Linked DNA regions of Homo sapiens: all the other regions are linked to region 1. Evidence: chromatin contacts called from ENCODE Hi-C or POLR2A ChIA-PET data. All regions are on one chromosome and are shown on one strand. The core of a region is the stretch at or near the end of the contact, and the rest is flanking DNA. Distances in the headings are between cores, read along the strand shown. Region 1 has its middle 26 kb from the start of LINC03063. Region 2 holds the start of CEBPZ (CCAAT enhancer binding protein zeta). Region 3 overlaps PIRAT1 (PU.1 (SPI1) induced regulator of S100A8 and S100A9 alarmin transcription 1).

The links. A loop is a pair of places that touch in the nucleus more often than their neighbours do. ChIA-PET counts read pairs that join two places held with the same protein, here RNA polymerase II (POLR2A). Pooled maps may share reads with other maps.
Region 2: a loop to region 1 is called in a pooled map, with 5 times the contacts of the local background. The contact joins the promoter of CEBPZ here to the enhancer-like site in region 1. A Hi-C loop is called at or near these places in 5 of 50 pooled maps. POLR2A ChIA-PET finds 5 or more read pairs at or near these places in 2 of 52 experiments (GM12878 and H1).
Region 3: a loop to region 1 is called in a pooled map, with 2.3 times the contacts of the local background. The contact joins two enhancer-like sites. A Hi-C loop is called at or near these places in 2 of 50 pooled maps. POLR2A ChIA-PET finds 5 or more read pairs at or near these places in 2 of 52 experiments (Caco-2 and activated CD4-positive, alpha-beta T cell).

Annotation. Positions count from the first base shown.
Region 1 is chr2:37,534,320-37,537,700 of GRCh38, reverse strand. No RefSeq gene overlaps it. Among named protein-coding and RNA genes, the nearest start is that of LINC03063, 26 kb to the left of the region's middle. RefSeq lists an enhancer at 1,251-1,490. Within about 2 kb of position 1,385, at least 15 of the 41 ENCODE cell types and tissues checked have a DNase peak (open chromatin) inside an H3K27ac peak, as active enhancers do; they include GM12878, where a contact is called at or near this core.
Region 2 is chr2:37,229,884-37,233,130 of GRCh38, reverse strand. It overlaps CEBPZ (CCAAT enhancer binding protein zeta), which reads left to right and starts at 1,535. Exons shown (of 16, transcript NM_005760.3): 1 at 1,535-1,719. The coding sequence starts at 1,564. It overlaps NDUFAF7 (NADH:ubiquinone oxidoreductase complex assembly factor 7), which reads right to left and starts at 1,473. Exons shown (of 10, transcript NM_144736.5): 1 at 1,371-1,473; 2 at 865-1,025. The coding sequence starts at 1,425. RefSeq lists enhancers at 1,584-2,033, 991-2,190.
Region 3 is chr2:37,849,785-37,853,502 of GRCh38, reverse strand. All of the region lies in intron 2 of PIRAT1 (PU.1 (SPI1) induced regulator of S100A8 and S100A9 alarmin transcription 1), which reads left to right. Among named protein-coding and RNA genes, the nearest start is that of PIRAT1, 24 kb to the left of the region's middle. Within about 2 kb of position 1,487, at least 6 of the 41 ENCODE cell types and tissues checked have a DNase peak (open chromatin) inside an H3K27ac peak, as active enhancers do.

The sequences.
Region 1 (3,381 bases), core at 136-2,635:
ATGCTCCACCAGTGCTATCTTTTATATATCATACCATTCTACATTTTGAGTCCTTTGTCTCAATTGTTTTCTCTGCCTTCAGAGTCTGCCTTCGCATTCTGTATGGAGCTCTCTGAGTCTTCTTTCAAGACTATATCAAATGGTATCATCAGCCCCAATCTCTCGTCTGGCTAGTTGTTTCCACAGGCCTTTCCCAATACCTCTGTTAGCACTTAACCCACCACTGCATATCACTCTATCTGGTTCTCTTTTTTTTTTTTCTTTTTGGTGATTTTTATAAAGACAGGGTCTCACTCTGTCGCTCAGGCTGGAGTGCAGTAGTGCAATCGTAGCTCACTGCAGCCTCGACCTCCCAAACTCAGCCAATCCTCCCACCTCAGCCTCCCAAGTAGCTGGGACTACAGGCAGATGCCCCTTTCTATATTTTGACTGTGAGCTCTACTGGTTAGGGCTTTTTTATTACAAGTCACAGAAATTCAATTCAAAACAGCTTAAGCGAAAAAAAATTATAAACAAATAAATGGAGGAAGTTGTTATTGATTCACATACCTGGGAAGGATGGGGGCAAATGTGGCCTAGGGAACACCAGAATTCATGGACTCAAGCCATCTTCTCAGGTCTCCTACTCCATCTGTCTCTCATCTTGTTTTTCTCTGCTCAGCTTCATTGTCTGCTATGCAAACAGGCTTTCAAAGGATGCAATCACCTGCAGATTGAAAAGCCCATCCTTGCAGTTCAAGATGCAAGAAAAGGAGAATATTTTTCTCTTTCCTAGTGTTCTTTCTAAAATCCCACAGAAGGACTCGGCTTGGCCTGCTTAAATCACATCCCCATCCCTGGACCATTCACTGCAGACAGGAAGTTAGGACTAAAATAATTGGCCTAAGTCCAAATCAGAAAGTTTTCAACGCATCATTTTGTACTTCCAGGAATCTTTTTTCTATTTTCTTCCTAAGGATATTTTAACCAGGCTATTGAGGAAAGTTGTACATAAAAATCTAAAAATGCAAAATAAAATCCACTAGTCAAACTATTCATGGTAACACTTGCTACTGTCTAAACATGGACAAAATTTACATCTAAGATTTCTGGTTCTGGCAATACAGCATAGTAGGGATCCTGACATACAAGGGTGCTAGATAATATATATTTTCTATAAAATAATTTTTTAAAGTTTATTCCAAATTGTTACACAAATCTGTAAGAATGAAAGGAAAATTCACTAAGATCAGGAACAACAGACCAGATAGACAATTGAGAATTGAAACTATGGGCAGTCTGGGTAGGTGTATGAATCCAGAGGAATTAGGTCTTTGGCCTGTAGAGGGCGCTGAAAAAAAAAAACAGCCTTCAAACAGGGCAGGAAGAGGCGCCATAAGTAAGATTACTATATACAAAAAGTGAGACCCAGGAAGAAATATGCCTTCAGAGAAAGGTGGAACAAGGTGGAAGACCCCTTCATGCACAAGCAGACAATAAGGAATATTGCCTAGGACCTGGAGGTGAGGGGAGTTTTGTTTTGTTTTGTTTTTGAGACGGAGTCTCGCTCTGTCGCCTGTGCCGGAGTGCAGTGGTGCAATCTCGGCTCACTGCAAGCTCCGCCTCCCGGATTCACGCCATTCTCCTGCCTCAGCCTCCGGAGTAGATGCGACTACAGGCACCTGCCACTGCGCCCGGCTAATTTTTTGTATTTTTAGTAGAGACGGGGTTTCACAACGTTAGCAAGGATAGTCTCGATCTCCTGACCTCGTGATCCGCCCGCCTCGGCTTCCCAAAGTGCTGGGATTACAGACGTGAGCCACCGCGCCCGGCCGGTTTTGTTTTTTTTTTTTTTTGTCCCCAGTGAATACATGGACACAAGCCAGCCTTCATATACATGTTAGATCTATACTATTTGCAATAATTCTGAAAATTAAAAATAGAGACGTACAATTTAAGATGGACCATGCTTTAATGCCTAATTTAAAATGGACTCAGATTTAATGCCCATAGGTACCTTGCAGAAGCAACAAAAATCCTTCCTAGAAGAATGTATGCCCAAATCCAGCCTCAAAAATTTCCCACTGATAGAATTACAGCCAATATGAGCTTACAATAAAAAATCACAAAACAGAAATAGAAGTAAGACACCATGAGTAAGAGTCAGAGAAAAATAAAACAGGATGAGATATGCAAATTCATTACCTAGTAGAATTATAATACAACATATAAATATGGTTTTAATATTTTAAAAAATAAGAGGGAATTAAAAATATAATGAGAAAAAGCTTCAATACATATCCATACACAGAAGGAATTTCCTGCTTTCTATCATATTTATTACTTCCTTAAAAATGTAATAAATTTGGCTAAACATTATCTTGCTTTATAATAAATTAACGTGAAACAGAATATTGATTTATCTTTTTCTTATAAGATAGAAACTATAGTGACCTACAGCAGTTTAATCTTGACATGATATTTGTCATCTACATGATAAATATATAATTTATTGTTTGGTATACTTTATAAAATATGAAATACAATAAATTTATCACTGTATTGTAATAAAAATGAAATATAACTTTTTATAACATAAAGTAAGTCCAAATTGGTTAATTTATTTAACAAAGGGAACTACCTTTGGCAATTAGGGCAAATGGAAGATGTGTTTCATAAATTGAATAAACTAAATGTTTTCATTCTATATTTCTAAAACATGTGAGAAGTCAAAAGCATTTGAAAAAATACTATATTGGTAAAATTGTATTGAAATGAACAATATTTCTATTTTCCAACACTTTCTAAACATATTGGATTAAAAGGAATGCCTTTAAGAGTACCAGATAAAATTAATAGTCATTTCATACTAGATGAAGACTTCAAGGATAAGCATGATTTTTTAATATTTTCCCAGAAACCAAAAAATGAATAATTCTACTGACTGCATAACACATCCCTTTGATAGACAGGGTTGTTTTAAATTTTTTGCTTTCAACAAAATTAAACCTGAGTTATCGGCTACTAGATCATTAAAAACAATTTTTAATTTTATAGCTACATGGGGATGTATCCTTATGCAATTTTGGTTATATAAGCCAGAAGCAGTCAAAAGATTTGGATGATATTACAATAAGAAAACTTATATTAACACCTACCTGTTTATAAGAACAAGATTTCTTAGCACAGACATTCATAAAAATGAAAAATAGGTACAAAATTAATGCTAAACTCTGGCAGTAAGTCATTTTCATCCAATGAAGTCACAAGCTAAAAAGAGTAAAAGCACTACTCATCTCATTTACATATGCAATTCCAATAAAACTTTGCTTTTTCTTTAGTAGTTATTTATCAGTATTTATGTTCATAGTATTTTGATCAATTGTATACTAATAATACTTG
Region 2 (3,247 bases), core at 286-2,785, 300 kb after region 1:
ACTCAATCCATCGGCAAATCCTGTCAGTCCCTTTCTAAATCACCCTCTTCTATTTCTAGTACCACCACACTAGTCTAAGCCACCTATCTTGCAGCCCTGCCTAACCGGCATCGAAAGAAAGATACCGGCCTTGGGTAAACCTCGACACTAGAGTCACACTACCATATCCAACAACAATGGCCAATCTAACCCCAGAATTCCACAGAGGTCATATTTCAACCCAGCAAAAGATGAAATATTCTAAAATAAAGGACTATAGGCTTTCACCAAATGGCTCTGTAGAACAGACAAGGAAACGTGGGTCAGAAAGCTGTGACTGTGCCTAATCCTAGAACAGTGAAGACGACCCAGACTGCATTCTCAACTGCACATGTGAGAAAACCCAGCACATGTCTCCAATGCCAGCTGAAGCCATTCCAACACAGACGACTTTCCAGGCAGTAATTCCTATTTCCAGCTGCCTGTTGGAGATTTCTACCTAAGAGTCCCACACACTTCAAATTCATATACCAGCCTGAACTCTCCATCCTTCCTCCCGTATTCCTTCTCCCAAAGCAATGAATCCACACCACCCACCATCAGCCAAGTAGGAAAGTCATCCTTCCCGCATCATAAATCCAATCAGCTACATTCTGTCTCCTAAACACCCTTGGACCGTGTCCTCTCCTCTTTACTGGCACTGCCTCTGACGTGAGCCAGCCCTGACCAACTGACAAATTATCTGTCCCCAGGTCCTCAGAAATGGCTCTTCCCCTGGCAGGCACCCCCACTGCCTGGGCTGAGAACCTTCGGGCTTCTCCCTCCTGGCTTGCACCTCGCAAATCGGCTAGAGAGGGCCTAGTCCTCGGGCTACCCGACCCATACCTTGGCTGGATTAGTCAACACCTCCTTCATGTACTCGGCCACAGTGATGGGACCAGTAGACTTTATTTTGTACATAAGATGCCGCAGCATCGGCGTCACCGGGTTTTCTGCAGGCTCATTCCCGGAGCTGAAGTATTTCCCTCTCCAAATAAAAGGAATGGCTGCGAAAAACACAAATTAAACAGACCCCATGATAAATCTGACCATTCACGAGCGCAAGCCGCCTGAGCGTTTTCAAAACAGCTTCGTGAACCCTTAACCTCGCCCCACCGCAGACCGCGGGCTACTGTGCTTAGCACGCCCACGGGGCGCAGAGACAGCACCCACTTGCCCACGACTACGCAGCCCTATTGCGTTTGTACCGGACCCGTTTCCAGCCCAGGGTACCTTCAAGGTGGAAGTGAGCCCCCGAGCCCTTGATCCCCCGGTACCCTCAACTGAAGAGCTGAGGAAGGCGCCCCACGCGGCTTCCACGGCAACCGGGCTTCGAGGGGACTGACGCTTACCTGCGCGCGCCACGGCACACAACGGCCCCAAACCTGACCTCAGCAGTACACTCATGCTGAAATTCGCAGGCTAGCTCGCTCCGCCAGGAGCTGGGGCTTAGACCATTTCCGGGAGAAGACACGCCCCGACAGGAATTACGCCACTGGCAGAGCGGAAATAGGCTGAGTTTCACGCGCGTATGCTTTGCCCGCCATGGCCGCAGTCAAGGAGCCTTTGGAGTTCCATGCCAAGCGGCCTTGGCGCCCCGAGGAGGCAGTAGAAGATCCGGACGAGGAGGATGAGGATAATACTAGTGAAGCCGAGAATGGGTTCTCCCTGGAGGAAGTGTTACGGCTCGGAGGCACCAAGGTAACGGCCGCGGGCTCCGGGGAACGGGATCAGGCGTGGAGAGTTCCGAAGGTGGCTAGGCTGACTGCCCCGCCGCTTCCGCGCTGCGTAGAGCGCGGGCGTCCAGGACCGAGATCCCAGCCTCTGAAGCATGTGTTCGGTGCGCTTCCCACGCCGGTTTCCACTGCTGTTTACAAAAGAAAAGTTTCGAATTGAACGTTGTATTCTCTGGCTATTCTTAGGATGTAGGCGATCTTCTGATTTTATTGACGTGGTATAACCATCACACCATCAGGTCGGAGAGTGGCTTTTCTTGGTCCTGACCTTGTGGTATGAGTGTTTTGAACACCAGTGGTATTGGAATTTTCATTTCTGTTCTCATAGAGTACATGCACGTGTCACTGTATGCCCCAGAAGCCCTCTTTTTTGGAGCATCCTAATTAAGGGAGAGAAACAGTAAACAAACTTTTAAACACATAGTACAGCAGACGCGGGGTAGTGCTATAAAAGAAAATAAAACAAGGAAGGACGATAAGGAGTGGGAGCGCGTTAGTATTAAATGAGATGATCGACAAACACATCACGGAAATGTTTGAGCAGAATCCTAAAGGACAGGAAGGAGTGAGCTGCCATTCCAGTCAGTTGGAACAGCAAATGCAAAGACAGGCAGAAGAGTGCCTAACCTATTCCATGAGCAGCCAAAATGCCAGTGTAGCAGAGGCAGAGTGAGTTAAGGGGAGAATAGTAAGAAAGGAGGGCCGAGGGGTCAGAGGGCAGGCTTTTGCTCTGAGTTTGATGCAAAACCACTGGAAGATTTTAAGCAGATAAGGAACAGAAATTAACTTTGTTTTTAATATTATTTTGTTTGGAGACTGGACTTTCAAGGTGGAGGAGTTAGTTAGAGATAGGCAGATTCACAGTTTGCTCTGTGCTTGTGTATATTTAAGTTTTGAATAGGTAATATATACACATGAAACACGTGGTGCAAACTTTAAAAGATACATAGTGAAGTCAAATTGTTTCCACTTTTATCTCAGCCATAACCATTGCCCTGATAGGAAGCAATTATTTTTACAACTGCATTTTATATCTTTCAGGGATACTATATACCTTTTCAAGCATATACATACTCATTTATGTGTATGAAATACGGGTGTATCTTTTTTACATAAATGGTACCATATATATACACCTATCTCTACATTTTGCTTTCTTTTCTGTCTTAGAAATCCTTCTATATCAGTGCATAACGTTCTGTGTCATTGCTATGGCTGCATAAATCATTTTGTCTGTCTTAATTTATCTAACCAGCCATTTATTGTGAATATTTAAATTATTGCCAGTCTTTCACTATTTTAAATAATACTACAGTTAATAACCTTAATCGTGTTTTTCCCCCACTTTTGTAAGTGTATATGTAGTATAAATTTGTAGAAATGAGCCAGGCACAGTGGCTCACACCCATAATCCCAGCACTTTGGGAGTCAGAGGTGGGAGGATACCTTGAGTCCAGGAGTTTGAGACCAGCCTGGGCAACATAAGGAGACCT
Region 3 (3,718 bases), core at 238-2,737, 320 kb before region 1:
AAGATTGCGCCACTGCACTCCAGCCTGGGCAACAGAGGGAGACTCCTCTCAAAAAAAAAAAAAAAAAAAAGAGTAAAGCACCATTCCTCTCCTCCATGAGCTCATATTTGCCAGGCCTATTTTTCTACAAAGTTTATTTTGAGCATCTACAAAATCAGCAAGTGTGCCTCATCTTTCACTAGGCTCATGACTCTTGTGGGTTTTTGTGAACATGCAGTTTCTCAGTCGGCAGGTCTGGCGTGGGCCTGCGGCTTTGCATCAGAAATGTAATGCTGTGGGTCCTGGCTCACTTTGAGGAGCAAAGATCTGCTCTTCAGAGGCAGGTTTGGGTTTTTTGTTTGTCTGTTTGTTTGCGTTTTAGAGATGGAGGTCTCGCTCTGTCACCCAGGCTGAAGGGCAGTGGCATGATCTCAGATCACTGTAGCCTCGACCTCCTGGGCTCAAGCGATCCTCCTGCCTCAGCCTCCTGAGTGGCTGGGGTCACAGACATGTGCCACCACACCTGGCTAACTTTTTAAAAAAATTTTTGTAGAGACAAGTTCTCACTATGTTGGCCAGGCTGGCCTTGAACTCTTGGGCCTAAGTGATCCTCCCACCTTGGCCTCCCAAAGTGTTGGGATTACAGGCTGGAGCCACTGGACCCCGCCCAAAGGCAGTTTCTACTTGGGTCTCTCTAAGTCAGTCCCACCATGTCCTCTCCCATTGGACATACCTGGAGGATGCTTCTAAAGGGACCAATGCCATGAGAAATGACTTTGCTTACTAAATGGCCTTCTGGATTCAGTGCTTCTGAGAAACCATCTTGGACTAGATGGGGCCTCTTGGGAGCCCAGCCATGGGTGCATAGGGGGCTTTCTGAGCCCTTTCTCTAGATTCCACAAGGGTTCCACATGTCACTGCCTTCACTTCACTGTCACAGAAGTGGCTTTATGGTGCTTTGTCTGTGGAAAGTACTTAGCTCTGGAAAACCACACTTGTTCATGTGAAACCTGACTAATGACAGGAACTGGACATGAGCTGGCCATTGAATTTGCTCAGGATGGTAGGATTTTCACCAGGGAGCATCCCAATGGAATCCATTCGTTTTGCTGGGCCAAAGTCAACAGGAAAATGAGAAAATTTTCCCAAATTAGGGCACAGCCCTTTCCCAATGCTGTTGAGGTGACTGCCCACCACTATGTTTAAATGCAACTTCCTTTTTGTTTTTTCAGTTTGCAGTTACTACTGATACTGCTAAATTATAGTTTGTGTACATGCACGTTTTATTCCACATGTGTAGGTGTCAGACATTTCACTAACCCAACATTTGGTGTATCTGCTGGCACATTGAGACTAAGAACTGGGAGGATACACAGTACAGGGGAATGGTTGACGTTAATTCATAGGTTGCTTTGTTTCTGTCTCAGTAAGGAAACAGGCTGCTATAGTAACACATTTTTGGGGTTTTATCTCATGGGGAAAGCAGAAAATTGCCTGTGTGAATAGCTCCACCCAGTAATTATTCACAGAACTTCAGGTATTGAAACTCACCATTTCTGTGGTTTATATTAATGGCTTCTGTAAAGTTAAAAAAAAATTAAAATACATTTCACTTTCACTCTGCCAAAGCAAGCAAACAGCCACAGGAAGGACCAAACTAAGTAGATAATTTATTTCAGATTCTTTAAATAAGGGAAAAGAACATGCAAGTCAAGGCCCTGGAACCTTCAGGAACAAGATTTACCACATTTAAGTGGTACAAATTTAAAGGCACTGGAAATACAAGAGGGAGAAAACAGAGAGGGGCCTGACCTCGGGTAATGTAACAGGGGCAGCATGGAGATAAGAAACAACTTGACAAGTAAGTTAATTACTAAGCTCACGTCCTGATTAGGACTGCGGAGGAAATAACAGGAAATGTACTAAAGAATAAAACAGGACACCACCTTCTTTGGGTAGGGTGGCCAAGACAGACCTCCCTGAGAAAGTGACATTTAAGCTGTGACCGGTAGGAGGAAAAAGAACAAGAGGGCATGTTCTCTTTCTCTAGCAATGTAGTTAATGTCTACAAAAGGGTAGAATAGATAATTTACTACTTCTCTGGCTAAGCCAACTTCCCACCTACTTCTCGGTGCCAGGGAACTAACATTTAAGGGTTTTGTGCAGGAGCTTTCTTAACCTGCAGTGCTGTGAGATGGGTTGATCTTCAGAATAGGAAGGCAGTTCAGGAGGTTAAAGAATTTGGCCAGGGTTGTACAGAGAGTATAACAGGCAGGCTTGGTTGAGAAATGCGCCACATCAGGAAAAGACAAGCACCGACTGCTTTTATATTTCCAAATAATGAATATCAACAGTTTTGACCAGTGTCTACCTTAGACACACTAGCTGGAGGGGAAAATGTAAAACTGAGTTTTAACAGTATCTCAGGCGCAGTGGCTCACGCCTGTAATCCCAGCACTTTGGGAGGCCGAGGGGGGTGGGTCATTTTAGGTCAGGAGCTGAAGACAAGCCTGGCCAACATGGTGGAACCCCATCTCTAATAAAAATACAAAAATTAGCCAGACGTGGTGGCAGTTGCCTGTAATCCAGCTACTTGGAATGCTGAGGCAGGAGAATTGCTTGAACCCAGGAGGCGGCGATTGCAGTGAGCTAAGATTGCGCCACTGCACTCCAGCCTGGGCAACAGAGCAAGACTCTGTCTCAAAAATTAAATAAATAAATAAAAAATAAAATAAAATAAATAAAAAGGTATCTCAGTGCATCAAATACATTTAGCATGACTCAGTGATTTGTAGTCTTGTCTGATTGTTACAGTGTTGGTCTCATCTCTCTCCATCCTATCTATGTCTTAGGCCTAGCAACACTGATGTTGGTGCCTGGGGCAGGTGATAGAGGAAGGAGTTACCTGTGTGTTTGCCTGTTTGTCAGTGGTGGGCAGATTGTCTTGGCTCAGTCTCCTCTTCTGTTGTTTGACCCACAGAAAATGTGCTACCTCTTGGTTGCATAGGTGGGCTTTCCTCTGGGTTCGTGGATTGGTTCTTTGGCTGGTAGTGGTGAAGGAGGGAACTCACTGAAGCACCTGTCCACCCTCACTGCACATGTGAAGTCCGCCCCTCAGTCCATTTCACCACCGTCTCTTTTCACCATCCTTGATGGATGGGTTTTGGAGTGACCATATCATGATGGCCTAGGTCTCAGCTACTTTCTACACTATTTTCTTGATTGACCTACATGGAGAAAGTTTCTATCTTTGTTCCTCCATTGAGTGGTAAGAAGCCAAGCTGTCTTCCCTGACCCCTCAACCTCCCATTCACCCTTTCTGCTCCACTTTCTCCCATACCCTTGCATCATCAGGCTATCTGTCAGTTCAGTGGTTTAGTGCTCAGCTGAGCCAGGACCTGACTAAGATGGGAGGTTGAGGGAAGTGGTGGTGGTGGTGGGGTGGGGTGGGGCAAGTCAGGAGTCACTGATTGCACAGGAAGGGAACTTTCTATTCTTTTCTCTCATTTCCTTAATAAAGACGAGAGAGAAGTCATCATAAAGGTGCTGTTGGTTCACTCCCTCTTAGAAACTCTGTGGCACGGTGTGGCACCTTCTGTTCTTAGCTATGAGCAATCTTTCCAACCTTGCATTGGGTTGGATTGGTGGAGGGAAGGGGGCTCCCCAATCTGTACCTCACATTCTTATGTTCTAGAAAGTAGGTGGCAAAGCCAGGATTTAAATCCAGGCTATGTGGCCC